Regions from separate parts of the Homo sapiens genome. Here region 2 is linked to region 1. Evidence: chromatin contacts called from ENCODE Hi-C or POLR2A ChIA-PET data. All regions are on one chromosome and are shown on one strand. Each heading gives the region's core, a stretch centred on a gene start or an enhancer-like site at or near the end of the contact. The rest is flanking DNA. Distances are from core to core; before and after follow the strand shown. Region 1 overlaps PALLD (palladin, cytoskeletal associated protein). Region 2 overlaps PALLD (palladin, cytoskeletal associated protein).

The links. A loop is a pair of places that touch in the nucleus more often than their neighbours do. ChIA-PET counts read pairs that join two places held with the same protein, here RNA polymerase II (POLR2A). Pooled maps may share reads with other maps.
Region 2: a loop to region 1 is called in a map of naive thymus-derived CD4-positive, alpha-beta T cell, with 10 times the contacts of the local background. The contact joins two enhancer-like sites. A Hi-C loop is called at or near these places in 7 of 168 maps with a recorded cell type or tissue (PC-9, endothelial cell of umbilical vein, gastrocnemius medialis and 2 more) and 13 of 50 pooled maps. POLR2A ChIA-PET finds 5 or more read pairs at or near these places in 3 of 52 experiments (BJ, RWPE1 and activated naive CD8-positive, alpha-beta T cell).

The regions. Positions count from the first base shown.
Region 1 is chr4:168,512,544-168,518,809 of GRCh38, forward strand. All of the region lies in intron 2 of PALLD (palladin, cytoskeletal associated protein), which reads left to right. All of the region lies in intron 1 of LOC107986198 (a long non-coding RNA gene), which reads right to left. Among named protein-coding and RNA genes, the nearest start is that of PALLD, 19 kb to the left of the region's middle. Within about 2 kb of position 3,055, at least 5 of the 41 ENCODE cell types and tissues checked have a DNase peak (open chromatin) inside an H3K27ac peak, as active enhancers do.
Region 2 is chr4:168,547,763-168,554,028 of GRCh38, forward strand. The region is part of intron 2 of PALLD (palladin, cytoskeletal associated protein); the gene reads left to right. All of the region lies in intron 1 of LOC124900807 (a long non-coding RNA gene), which reads right to left. Among named protein-coding and RNA genes, the nearest start is that of PALLD, 54 kb to the left of the region's middle. Within about 2 kb of position 3,634, at least 4 of the 41 ENCODE cell types and tissues checked have a DNase peak (open chromatin) inside an H3K27ac peak, as active enhancers do.

The DNA of each region.
Region 1 (6,266 bases), core at 1,805-4,304:
CAGCCCAGAATCGCCACTATGAGTTGTCCTAGTTGTCCCTGGCCTGATATATCTGTGGTCATGCACCCTCTGTGCTAAGGAAGGAAGGCAAAGGACTTGAGAAGGCAAAGAGCAGTGGAAACAGTTTGTTCTCTAAGATGGTGGAACTAGTAACAAATAGGCACACTTAAGATGTGAAACTTATTTACTCGAAGTACTGTGAAAAGTGTGTGTATATTTGAATATGAGTTGCTAAAGACGGTTGAAAGCATGGCTAAAACTAGCTGCTATCTAGAAGTGAAAGGCACGAGTGTGTAGAGGCCAACCTTCAGATTAGCCCCCAATAACGCATTAAAGGGAACAATAAACACCGAGGCCTACTTGAGGGGGGAGAGTAGGAGAAGCCTGAGGATCAAAAAACTACCTATCAGGTACTAATCTCATTACCTGGGTGACAAAATAATCTGTATGCCAAAGCCCTGCAACATGTAATTTACCCATGTAACAAACCTGCACACGTATCCCCGAATGTAAAAGTTGGAAAGAAAAAAAAAAAAGATTCTCATATACAAGAAACAAAAACCAAACAAAAATTATCCCCCAAATGGATAATCTAGTCTCAGGCATGGACTAAATAGGCACATATTCAGTAACATAAACACACACACACCCCTTCAATGTGATGCAAAGAAGGAAGGCAGAACTTTCCTAAGAAAGAAAGATAAATCAAGTCAGGAGCTCCGCAGGTCTGCCCGTTATTCCTACACAGGCTCTGGCCACTAGAGCATGGAGACAGCAAGAAATAACAGTGAAGGGAGTATGCACTTAGAGTTAATAGGCACTCATACCACCATGTTCATTAGAATTTCTATACATTCTTCTGACTTCATTGTAGAGTTTATACCTTCCCCTGAGCAAAAATGTTAAGGGGAAAGAGATCCTGGAGTCCCCCTGCAGGGTTTCCAGTCATGATTCCATTGCCCAAGTTACTCTACCCCTCTGTGACTCAGTTTCTTCATCTGTGAAATGGGAAGTATAATGATACCTACATCATTCTGTTTTATGATTAAATAATACATGGGGAAAATTAAAGCAGTACCTTGCAGCTAGTAACTGCTGCAGTAGTGTTACCTATTATCTTTATTATTTCTCATTTCTTAATTTTATATGGCAAAATGAAAATAACAAGTCAGGATTATACTACACAAATAATGAATATTCATTTATCTGGGAAGTTTTGCTTTTATTCATGCAGAATGCTTTACCTAAATTACATAAATATTTAAAAAGTTAACTCAAGGGCCAGGCACAGTGGCTCATGCCTGTAATTCCAGCACTTTGGGAGATTGAGGTGGGTAGATCACCTAAGGCCAGGAGTTCGAGACAAGCCTGGCCAACATGGTGAAACCCCCTCTCTACTAAAAATACAAAAAATTAGCCAGGCATGGAGGCGAGTGCCTGTAATTCCAGCTACTCAAGAGGCTGAGGCACAAGAATCACTTGAACCTGGGAGGCAGAGGTTGCAGTGAGCCAAGATCATATCACTGTACTCCACTCCAGCCTGGGTGACAGAGCGAGACTCTGTCTCAAAAAAAGAAAAAAAAAAAGTTAACTGAAAATTATTTGATTTGGAAAAAAATGGTAAAGTAGACATCACTGGCTAAAGATTGAATTGAAACACTGGTACTTTCTTACTAATAGCATTTCACAGATCACAAACTTCCCTGTATCTCTGATCCTTTGCTCACTAACACAAGCTTTGCTAGTGTTGGTTTCTTAATCTGACCTCATTGTGCACACACATGAAGTAAAAATTAGCATTACTGGCTGAAAAGTGGTGTGATTACAGGTGGGCGATTTTTTTCCCCCGACCAATTTGTTCAACTAATTCACTTTGAGTCAGCTTTACAGTAATTTTACTATAATTCTTTAAGAAACTGACAGCAGGGGGCAGTAAAAAACTTTTTCATGTGTTCATTTAATTAAATATGTCGTTCTAAATTCTGCATTTATATGTTATTTATGTAGATTATTTATACAGATTTATATACATGAAGAATTTGTTTCTTACATTTTACCTTTGACAGAAATGAATGTTTCAGATTCTATTTAGATTTTTTAACCTATCAATCTTGCAAATAAATAATTTTCATTAGACATTCATTCTCATGTCACTCAAAACAGTTCCACAGGTTTTCAAACTACATATGGTTCCACCTACATTTACTTCCAAAATAACCCTTGAAGTATACTACAACCTTTAAAAAATGACAGAAAGCAGTCCATTTAGCATTGAAGGATTAATTCAGGTGAACAGACCATAATTACTGTATTAAAATTCACTTAACCATTTGGTGATTCTAGGGGTCATCAAATTCACACTTCTGCCTCTTTGGGGGTAGCAGAACTAAAATTTAATTTAGTTAGTATCTGCAGTATTATTAACTAGTTTTCTCTTATTCTGCAGTCTATGAAAGTCCAAACTTGACAAATTATGCCCTTCTAGAATAATTAAGTCTCATAAAATGTTCCATTGTTGAAAGTTAGCTGGTCATGTTTGTATCCTATAGAGTTTTTTGGGTTTGGAGGCTGTTTTTGTTTGAGAGGGAGAGCATAGATGCTCATTGGATTTTTTAAATTTCTGTTCCAAAGATCTTGATCCTCCTTGTCATGTATTTGTAAGTGCACCAGACGCCTAAGAACATTGAGCTCTTTTGACCACATGAGACATATGACAGTCATAAGAGAAAATCTTTGAAGGAAATTTTCTATCAGGAAGAAAACCTTTATTAAAGATTTCCTGCAATGGGGCATTTTAGAACCTGACTCAGACTGTGTCAGTCCAGAGGACCTAGGACCTGGAGCTTAGGCAGACCTATTGATTGGCAGGCCATTTCCTGAGGTCACAGAAGCAGTTGACAGACGTGTGGAGAGGCAAGGAGATGTCAGGAGAATCTAAAGCAAGCCATAAGCAGAAGCCCAAGAGACACTGGTTGGTGAGAGCAGAGACGCTCCTCAGTGTTGGGTAGTTGGCAGCTGTACTGGGAGGTAAGTGAGGTATGGTGCCAAGAAGCTTGGCGGTTGGCCAATGGAAAGGTCCAGGCTGACTTATAGGGAATGCGTCACAGGAAAACATGGCAGCAGACAGTAGGATCAAGATACAGGAGCTGGAACACGGGGGAGAAACCTTTACCTTGCAAGAGTTTAAGCAAGTGAAAGTTAGGACCATAGCTCCAGAAAGACAAAAGAACAGAGCAGAATCTTAGTGACTCAACTGGGTCCAGATTAGGGAAACCAATTGCTAGGTTAACATGCCTGGGCTACTAAGCAGCTGGCTGGAGCTTAGATTAAACAACAGAGATTGTTTGCTTTTGAAAGCTGGCATGATGAACCTTACAAATGTGGATAAAGAAGCCCCCACTCAGGGAAGAAGTAACAGAAACAACAGGGTAAAACCAGGCCAGTCACTTCAAGGCAAGGCATTTGTACTTCACATGCAGTCACTTCACCCTCTCACACTGTGTGAACACCACTTATGACTACAAACAGGACTGAAAATATGTTTTCCTCCTTTATTATTGCATATCCAACAAAATCTCAACAAGAGAAAGAAGAGCTGATAGAAGAAAACCCTATGCATAAAAAAGGACGTTATATACAATTGAGGTAGTATTCACATGATATGCAAATTATATTAACAATTTGAATTACTACATTAAATGAAATCAAGTCAGAATTCATTTTTTCTCTGCTTATGCTCAAATGTCCCATATTCTCATATACTCCTTCCAAACAGCATAAAGACCTGTTCCCTGACATCACTCACCTTCCCTGTTCTCTCCACTCTTGACTTTGTGAGTTAGTAAAAAATTTGTGAAGAATTTTAGTTCAAAATTACCTCCGGTATTATAAAAAGGAGGCCTTATATTTTTAAAGGTATTTATTTATTTTTAAAGGTATTATTTATTTATTTTAAAGGTATTTATACCTTTAAAAATATTTTATCAACTGTATGTTTTAAACCATTTAAATGTAAGGAGACTGGGATCAAAAACTGTGAAATGATGTGCCTAGTAATACAAAAATCATTCATTAGTCATGGAGACTGGAGTATAACTCAGCTCTTATGATTCTTGATCCCATGCTGCAGTTGTTAATGAGAAGACTTAGCCACTGTCACTGTGGAGTTAGAAGTTATGCATAGCTTACTGAAAGCCTCCAGAAATGGAGATAGTGGAATTGCCACCTTTAAAAATCTACGCTTGGAATTCATATTCCAAATATCTTCAAAGAAAATGGTAGCCTGGCAATTTCCAGTATCTTTCTCTATGGAAAAAGAAAACAAATCCCTTCATGGGTATCCTTCCCTTTTTTTGTATTAAGTTAATCATGGTCAATCAACAGAAAATATTTTTTAAGGTGGGTATAGTTAGTGTAGAAACATTCAGTGTTGGGTAGTTGGCAGCTGTAGTGGGAGGTGAGTGAAGTGTGGTGCCAAGGAGCTTGGCAATTGGCCATTGGAAAAGTCCAGGCTGACGCACAGGGAATGCGCCACAGGAAAACATGGCAGCAGGAAGCAGGATCAAGACACAGGGACTGGGACATGGGAAGAAACTATGTTATTCTCAATCAAATTACTACAAATAAAGTTATTATTCAGAAAATAACTACAAATAAAACAAAGCATTCCTGTTTTATCTACAAGTAGTCCAAACACATCTTTATATTATTAATATAAGGTAAATGTGTACATATGTCAAAAAAAACTTTTAAACACCCACTTATTGTAGTAAAAGTGGAATCCAGTAATGTGCTTTAATAGTCTAAATACAATTACTCATATCTAATCATAAGATACCTACTAGGTCATCATTGTTAGCCCTGTAAAGTTTTATTTACTATATATAATTAAAAGTAATACAATTATTTCTTTTTATAATCGAAATACAGCATGTCCAATGCCTCCAATTAGTTTACATCAGCAAGACTTTGATCATCATCAAAAGCCAAAACAAGAGGATTAGCCATATCAAATCTATGCAACTCTGTCAGTAAAAATTTCCATCTCCTCAAAAACGACAGGAAGAAAAACAAGCCATGAATTTACTTTTCTTACTAAGGGTAAGAAAATATGGTATCTCCCATCTTTTGGCTGATTTGGTTTCGGAAAATGTAGCAACAGCACCACTAGCCAATAGTTTATGAATATTCAGTGCTTGTAAAGTGAAGATCCAGATGGCTTAGCCCAGGAGTATCGTTGTTGTTAAAGAATATAGTCAGCAATGAGATACCAGATAATACCATCAGATCATCAAAATGAAAAAATCCTGACAATACACGTGTTGTGACTGCAACATGAAATGTAAATAGGTACAACCAGTTTGGAGAACTGTTTTACGATACACAATTAAGATGTGCATACACTAAGCCTTTATAGATACACAACTGCCTACTTGACACCACTATATCGATGTCTGATACTCTTATCAAATTTGTCGAAAACTAAACTGATTCTCCTCTCCTCCAAAAACCTTCTCTTTCCAAATCTTCTCCATGTCAACAAAAGACAACCCTCCTTCCAGCTGTTCAGGAAAAAAACCTTGAAGCCATTCTCGATCCCTCTTTTTCTCACACCCCAAGTCCAATTCATCCAGCAAATCCAGCTGGCACCACCTTTAATGTCTCCAGATCTGACCACTTCACCCCACCTCCATAAATGAGGCTGCACGTCAAGCCACCATCATCTGTCTCTTTGTTATTTGCATTACCTTCCAACCCATCTCCTTGCTTTCGTTATTGTTCATCACAGTCTACACAGCACTCAGAGTAATTCTTTTTCATGAAATCACTATCACAGCACTGCCCGAACACCGTCCAGGGGCTTCTCACTTAGTCCGAGTAAAATCCATAGTTCTTATACATCCTAATCAGGCTTCATCTCTCTGATTTCACCTCTTGCCACTCCCCCAGTCACAGTGGGGTTCTTGGCTGCACCTCCATCACACCACCAGGCTTGTTCTTGTCTGGGGCCTGTGTACTTTCTGCTCCCTCTGTTTGTAAATCTCTCTCCCCAGATATCTGCAGGATTAAATCCTTGATCCCCTCCATATCTCTATCACCTTTACAATATGGCCTCCTATAACTACTCTATGTAAAAGAAAGGTCCTGCCTACCTTACTCTCTATTCCACTCTCTTGCTTTTCTCCATAGATCTCATGTGATACACTGCACATTTTATCTGTTTGATTTTTGTAGTTGTCTTTCTTCCTTCACTAGAATATAAAATC
Region 2 (6,266 bases), core at 2,384-4,883, 36 kb after region 1:
TGGTGAAACCCCATCTCTATTAAAAATACAAAAATTAGCTGGGCGTGGTGGCGTGCGCCTGTAGTCCCAGCTACCCAGGAGGCTGAGGCAGGAAAATTACTGGAACCCGGGAGGCGGAGCTTGCAGTGAGCCGTGATCGTGCCACTGCACTCCAGCCTGGGCGACAGAGCAAGACTCCGTCTCAAAAAAAAAAAAAAAAAAAAACCTGGGAGGCGGAGGTGGCAGTGAGCCGAGAATGTGCCACTGCATTCCAGCCTGGGCAACAAAGAGCAAACAAACAAACAAACAAACAAACAAAAAAGTCTCCTTCAGGCTCAGCACAATTAATTATCCAGCATGTGCTTCTTGAACACCAACTACACGTCAGACCCAAAGTGTTCAACATAAAAAAATTAATGAGACAAAAGGATCTTATCTAAAGCCATTAATAAGAAATTCTAAAAGATTGAAGGGGAGAGTTCAGTCACCAATGAGGTAATATTTACTGTTAAATTTTATTGCTCTGACTTAAAAATGGAAGAGGCTCTTCCTTACTTTTTTTCAGATGAAAAAAGGAAAAGAGATCATTTCCTTCTAACTCAGGAAAAAAAAAAAAACAGGGAAACACTAATACTCTCAGCAGATCATATTACTCCTAAATTATCTTTACACTTCTTTGTTTTCTGGTGTACACAAAGAAAAGAAGCAATGATTTGAGATGATTTTGAAGACAAAGTTCTTCCCAATGACTAGTTAAATCTAAAGAGATTCCCCAAGGCTGAATCTCAGAAGAGGCTAATAAAATACTGATATGAGAGATGAGAGAGTCTGGCGAAATGGTCTGGTGTGGGGCCTGGGCATTATCAGGGAAATCTAATGCAAGTCCTAGGTGAGAACCATTGTAGGAGAGACAAAGTAAGGAGAGTTGAAGTTCAAAGCTCTGGGGAAGAGCATCCTATGATATAATAAAGGATAATAAGGATATACAAGTCTTATTTTTAAAACTATCTTACATGTTTCCTTTGAAAGGTTGCTTTAAAATTATTACCGTAAATGATTTTATTCTTGAAATTAACGATTTAAATACAAATTTGAGGAGCGTGGTAAATAATATGAAAGTTGCAGACTGGGTACAGTGGCTCATACTTGTAATCACAATATTTTGGGAGGCCAAGGCAGGAGGTTTGCTTGGGCCCAGGAGGTTGTTGTAGTGAGATTATAGTGAGCCATGACTGTGCCACTGCAATCCAGCCTGGGTGACAGAGCAAGACCCTATCTCTAAAAAAGAAAGAAAGAAAAAAAAATTAAAAAAGAAAGTTGCTATTAAATCTTGAGGAAAATATAATTATCTCAGAAAAACACCATCTGATGATTTAAGCCACCATCTGACAATTTAAATCACTTACTCTCTATAAATATTTAAATTTCCATGTGGTCTGCTTTTTGAGTGATGAATTTTCTTTTTTTACAAAGATATCATTGAAATAATTAAAATTGTCAATTGATTGCAATGTCACACTTCTCAAAAAAAAAAAAAATTAGTATTGCAGCGTCTAAACCAAAAGCATAAGGGCAGTGAATGCAAAACAGATGTTCATCTCGGTGGGTGTTCAAAACAATTTTTTAAAGTCAGATGTCTCTGTATATGTGTTTGTACAGCCTCAAGACACGGTCTTAACAGTTTATATATTTAAATGCTCACTCATTTGATATAATGTCAAGTAAACAAGATAGCATTAAAATCAACTACTCAATTAATTTATTTTTTCCATCCTTTATTTCTACGGATTTTTCAAACATCTAGTACTGAAGGATCTTGACATTTTTAACCCAGTACATTCCCTCCCTCTTATTAATACTTCACCCAATTATCTTTTTTAAAGTATCCTATTTAGAGGGAAGCTAGAGCCTATAATTTATTTTAATATTCTGGTGAGAGATGAGAAACAAAGATATCCATCAAAGGGCTATTTAATTTTAGAAAAGTTAACCAGCCATTAGACATTCATGGGCAATAGTTCAAGGAACAAGAACCACAAAAAAAAAATGAGAGTTAGAATTGAAGAAACAAATCTTTAACCCTCAGAAAACCAAGAGGTTTTTTAATACCTTATTTTCTATAGTAGCATTTAGCAAAAGGCAATGAAATTCTATCCCCAAAATGAAGAAGTTTATGATGGTTCTGACAATAATTCATTTATGTAGAATTATATTATTTACACTTTCATCCATGTTGTCTCATTTATTCCTCCCAACATCTTTGAGTAATCATTTTACAAATAGAAAATAAATCTGAGTAATTTCTCCATTAGCCATAGTGAATACAACACATTAGGAAATTAATGCCAGGTTCATCTCTCTCAATGCTCAGTGCCATTTCCCCTGTATCAGCAAATACTTAGGATAACTGTGGGCCTGGGATTGTGGAGGGATTGGAACTAAAGCACACTTAATAAAAAGGAGAGAAGAGTTCCTCAGGGCTAATCCTAAGTTAAAAGGGATGACTTTACTTTGTCTGAGTCAGTGCAAAACTACATTTTTTTTTATCAAAACAGAAAACGAAAACAAAGAAAAATGGTAAGTGCTTCAATCATACCATCCAAAGCAGAGAATTACCATATTCAAGTCATGGAGCTCCCCCAGGCCTACAAGTATTTGAGTTATTCTAGTTCTCTGTTCCTCTGGGATAAAATAGAATAAAACCCTGCAAGACTCACAGGGAAAGCCAAATGTGGAACCGAAGCAAAAGGGGCATTTTTGGCAAAATGACAAAACACAGTAAGCCTCTATAACTAATCTGGACTTCAAGCTAGAGATATTTATGAGCTTCTAAAGAGCCACTGGGAGAGTCTCCCCGTGCCCAGTGCCCACCTAAACTTCTGTAGTTACATTCCTCACTCACTATGGGGGCGCCCTCTTTGGGAACTTTGCTAATCAAGCTGGGCACTCAAGATCAAATTTTTGCTATACAAGCAAATTAGTCTCACTTATAGGGGGTCAGTATTTCGTTTTGTCTCTTTAGAGACATATGTTATGAATCCCTCAATTACTAATTTAGTTTTGCTTTTCAGTTTGATACTCTGCCCCCAATCCATGTTCTTTCATTGAACTGTAATGTTTTACTACTTGTCATTATTTTTGGAAAAACAGTTTCTAACTCTCTTGTTACTAGTGCTAATTTGCATAATTTGAATTAATGGAGAATTTGCCAACACTTACGTAGCTTCTACAAAGTTTGCAGTTGCTTCAAGAATTTTCACATTTTATAAATCCAGTGACAAAGTTTAGAGTTATCTATGCACTGTAGTGTATACCCTTGTTACATTATAATTTTTATACCCCTGAAAGACTTATTACAAATCACAGAAAGCCAAAATCATTGTATTCTTGCCTGAATTGGGTAGTCTGTTTTTTTCAATTTCTCTTAATTTGATGAATAAAAAATAAATCTATTTTTATGTGCATTTTTGAATATGAATTATATTTTCAAATGTTTTTATTTTCTCTTTCGTGAATTGTTTGCTCAGGTCTTTTGCCTATTATTTCAGCAATCTGAGGAAACTCTAGGGCAAAATAAGGAAGCTGCTAGCCACATTTTATAACTTGCTTAAGAACTGGCAATGACAGTTTATCAGGATTTTATACATAAGGATTCCAGGAGTATACTTCATAACCACAAACTTGGGAGTCACAATTCTTTTATTGTGTAAATGGTAGAATTCCTGAGTGCTTGGTGCATTAGTTATTAAAGGAAATAAAACAAAATTTCAAAATATAGTAACCATGAGGACTAATTTGTTACCTACTCTTTGTAAAGGAGATATCAATGTGGATAAAAACAAACCTGGGGGTACATATATTAAGACTTTCAAAGGCCCTTGACAATAGTTTAGAATAAAAATGATGTTTCATTTTTTTTTAACATTTTATAACTTGTTTTTTTAAATTAAAAAAAAAACAAAACAGGCAATGTGAATCATGTATTTAGAGCAGCTTGTCCATGGCTAGTGAACTGGCTTGGAGGTAGCAAACCAAGGACAACTCTCCACTAAATGAAGTAAAATTAAACACTCGTGTTGGCTTATGATCAGTGCTGGAAACATCTGACTCTGATATTATAGTGTGATTTGGAAGAGAAAATTCACGATGACATTTCCAATTTTCAGATGACACCAAGTTTTTCCAAGTCATGACATACCAAGTCAAATTGGGAAGGAAGATAGAGGAAGCTCCCGTGAGTCTTTGGTTTTGAGGTACTACTCCACAAGGGTAAACCTTTGAGATGTATACATTAAATACATTAGGTAAAATCTTTGAGATTTACCCTATAAGGTAAATCTCTAGTGTCATTGGCCCAATTTAAAGATGTGAAAACTGAGTCTCAGAGATGTTAGTTTAAGTCACCCAAGTTGACTCAGCCAGTAAGTGAGGAGTTTGTATTTGACATCAATCTAAATAAGAGCCTATCCTTTACTGCCCCCAATGTGAGAGAGGAAGGAATCACACTCATGAAGGGACCCAAAGCCAACGTGGGGTGAGGGGAGGGCAGGAACCTGGGAAGTTGGATTCATTTGGTTTTTTGAGTTGGTGAGAAACAAGCAGGTATATTTAAATGTGGGGAAGTATGAAGTGATATTTTTAAGGAAGTCCAGTGCTGCAGGAAAATGAATCCCTGGAATCCATGAGCTTTCTTATACCACTTACTGGCAACACAGGCTCTAAACACTAACCTGCCAGCAACATCAACCCAGTTCATTAGCTAACTTTTCCTGTTTGGAAACACAATGGCAAATATTATCCTACCCAGTACAAAGCCATAACCCCCTATACAGGAAGAAAGCTGTGGAAATCTGAAGTGAAATTTTAAAATTGTTATATATTCCTATGTATTTAATATGTGGGTTTTTTGGGGGGTTTTCTTGTTTGTTTTTGTTTTGTTTTGTTTTGTTTTTGAGACAGAGTCTCACTCTGTCGGCCAGGCTGGAGTGCAGTGGCATGATCTCAGCTCACTGCAACCTCTGCCTCCCGGGCTCATGCGATTGTCCTGCCTCAGCCTCCTGAGTAGCTGAGACTACAGGCGCGTGCCACCATGACCGGCTAATTTTTTAATTTTTAATAGAGACAGGGTTTCACCATATTGGACAGGCTGATCTCGAACTCCTGACCTCAGGTAATCTGCTTGCCTTGGCCTCCCAAACTGCTGGGAGTACAGGCGGGTGCCACCACGCCCAGACAATATGTGTTAAGCATTGTGCTAATACTTCATATGCTGGGCAACATCCAACAACCTATAACCCTACAAACCTATAACCCAACAACCCTATAAGATAAATCTCTAGTGTCATTGGCCCATTTTAAAGATGTGAAAACTGAGTCTCAGAGATATTAGGTAAGTCACCCAAGCTTACTTAGCCAGTAAGTGAGGAGTTTGGATTTGAAACCCATCTAATTGAAAACCTATTCTTTACTGTCCCCATATGTAAGAGAAGGAACCACAGCCATGAAGGGACTCAAAACGACTGTGAGGAGGGCAAGTCTGGGGAAAAAAAGCCTTATAATGTTGTAATGGCTCTGGTAAAAGTCTGCAAAAGGTAGAGATGGGTGAAGTTAAAGCAAACAGAGTCTAAGTCCAAGATAAGGTAATTCATTTATAAGAGTCATTAATGCAAGTGCTACAATTGAAAATTTTTTAACGTAAAATGTTTAAACTAGTAAGTGACATATTTGCAATCAGTGGATTCAGAAAAATTAAGTTACTGGAGAGAATATTCCTGTGCTTGGGTTGGCACTAAAGAAAGATAACTCTGTCTGCCTACAAAGGAACCTGTGGTATTGCTGTCAGAAAAAGAAGGCTGGGGTGAATTAGACTGAACGTTTGTGTATAATGATTCTTAATCTGTACTTCAAAAATGTATCATTAGACATGCAGATATGTTTACCCATTTTTGTTGTTGTTGTTGTTGTTGTTGGCCTTGCTTTGTTTTTTTGGACTGTTTTTCCTTATGTCTAACTTAGATTCTGATAAGCACCAAGCTGCTTCCCTACCTGAGTGCCTTGGAATATGCATTTTTCCTCTTACTGGAATGTTCTTTCTCCTCTCCCTCCTACTACCATTCAATGGAGAGGGCTTCTGGGTAGGGTAGGGGCATCATGTTATTTTTATTTGCTGAATCAGGGAATTCTACATTCTGGAAGGAAACTTCTGATATTTGTGACAACGGCGATTTTAAAAACTGTTCATTTACCACATCTTTCCCTGAGTCCAAGGTCCGTGGCAGCAGAGACCA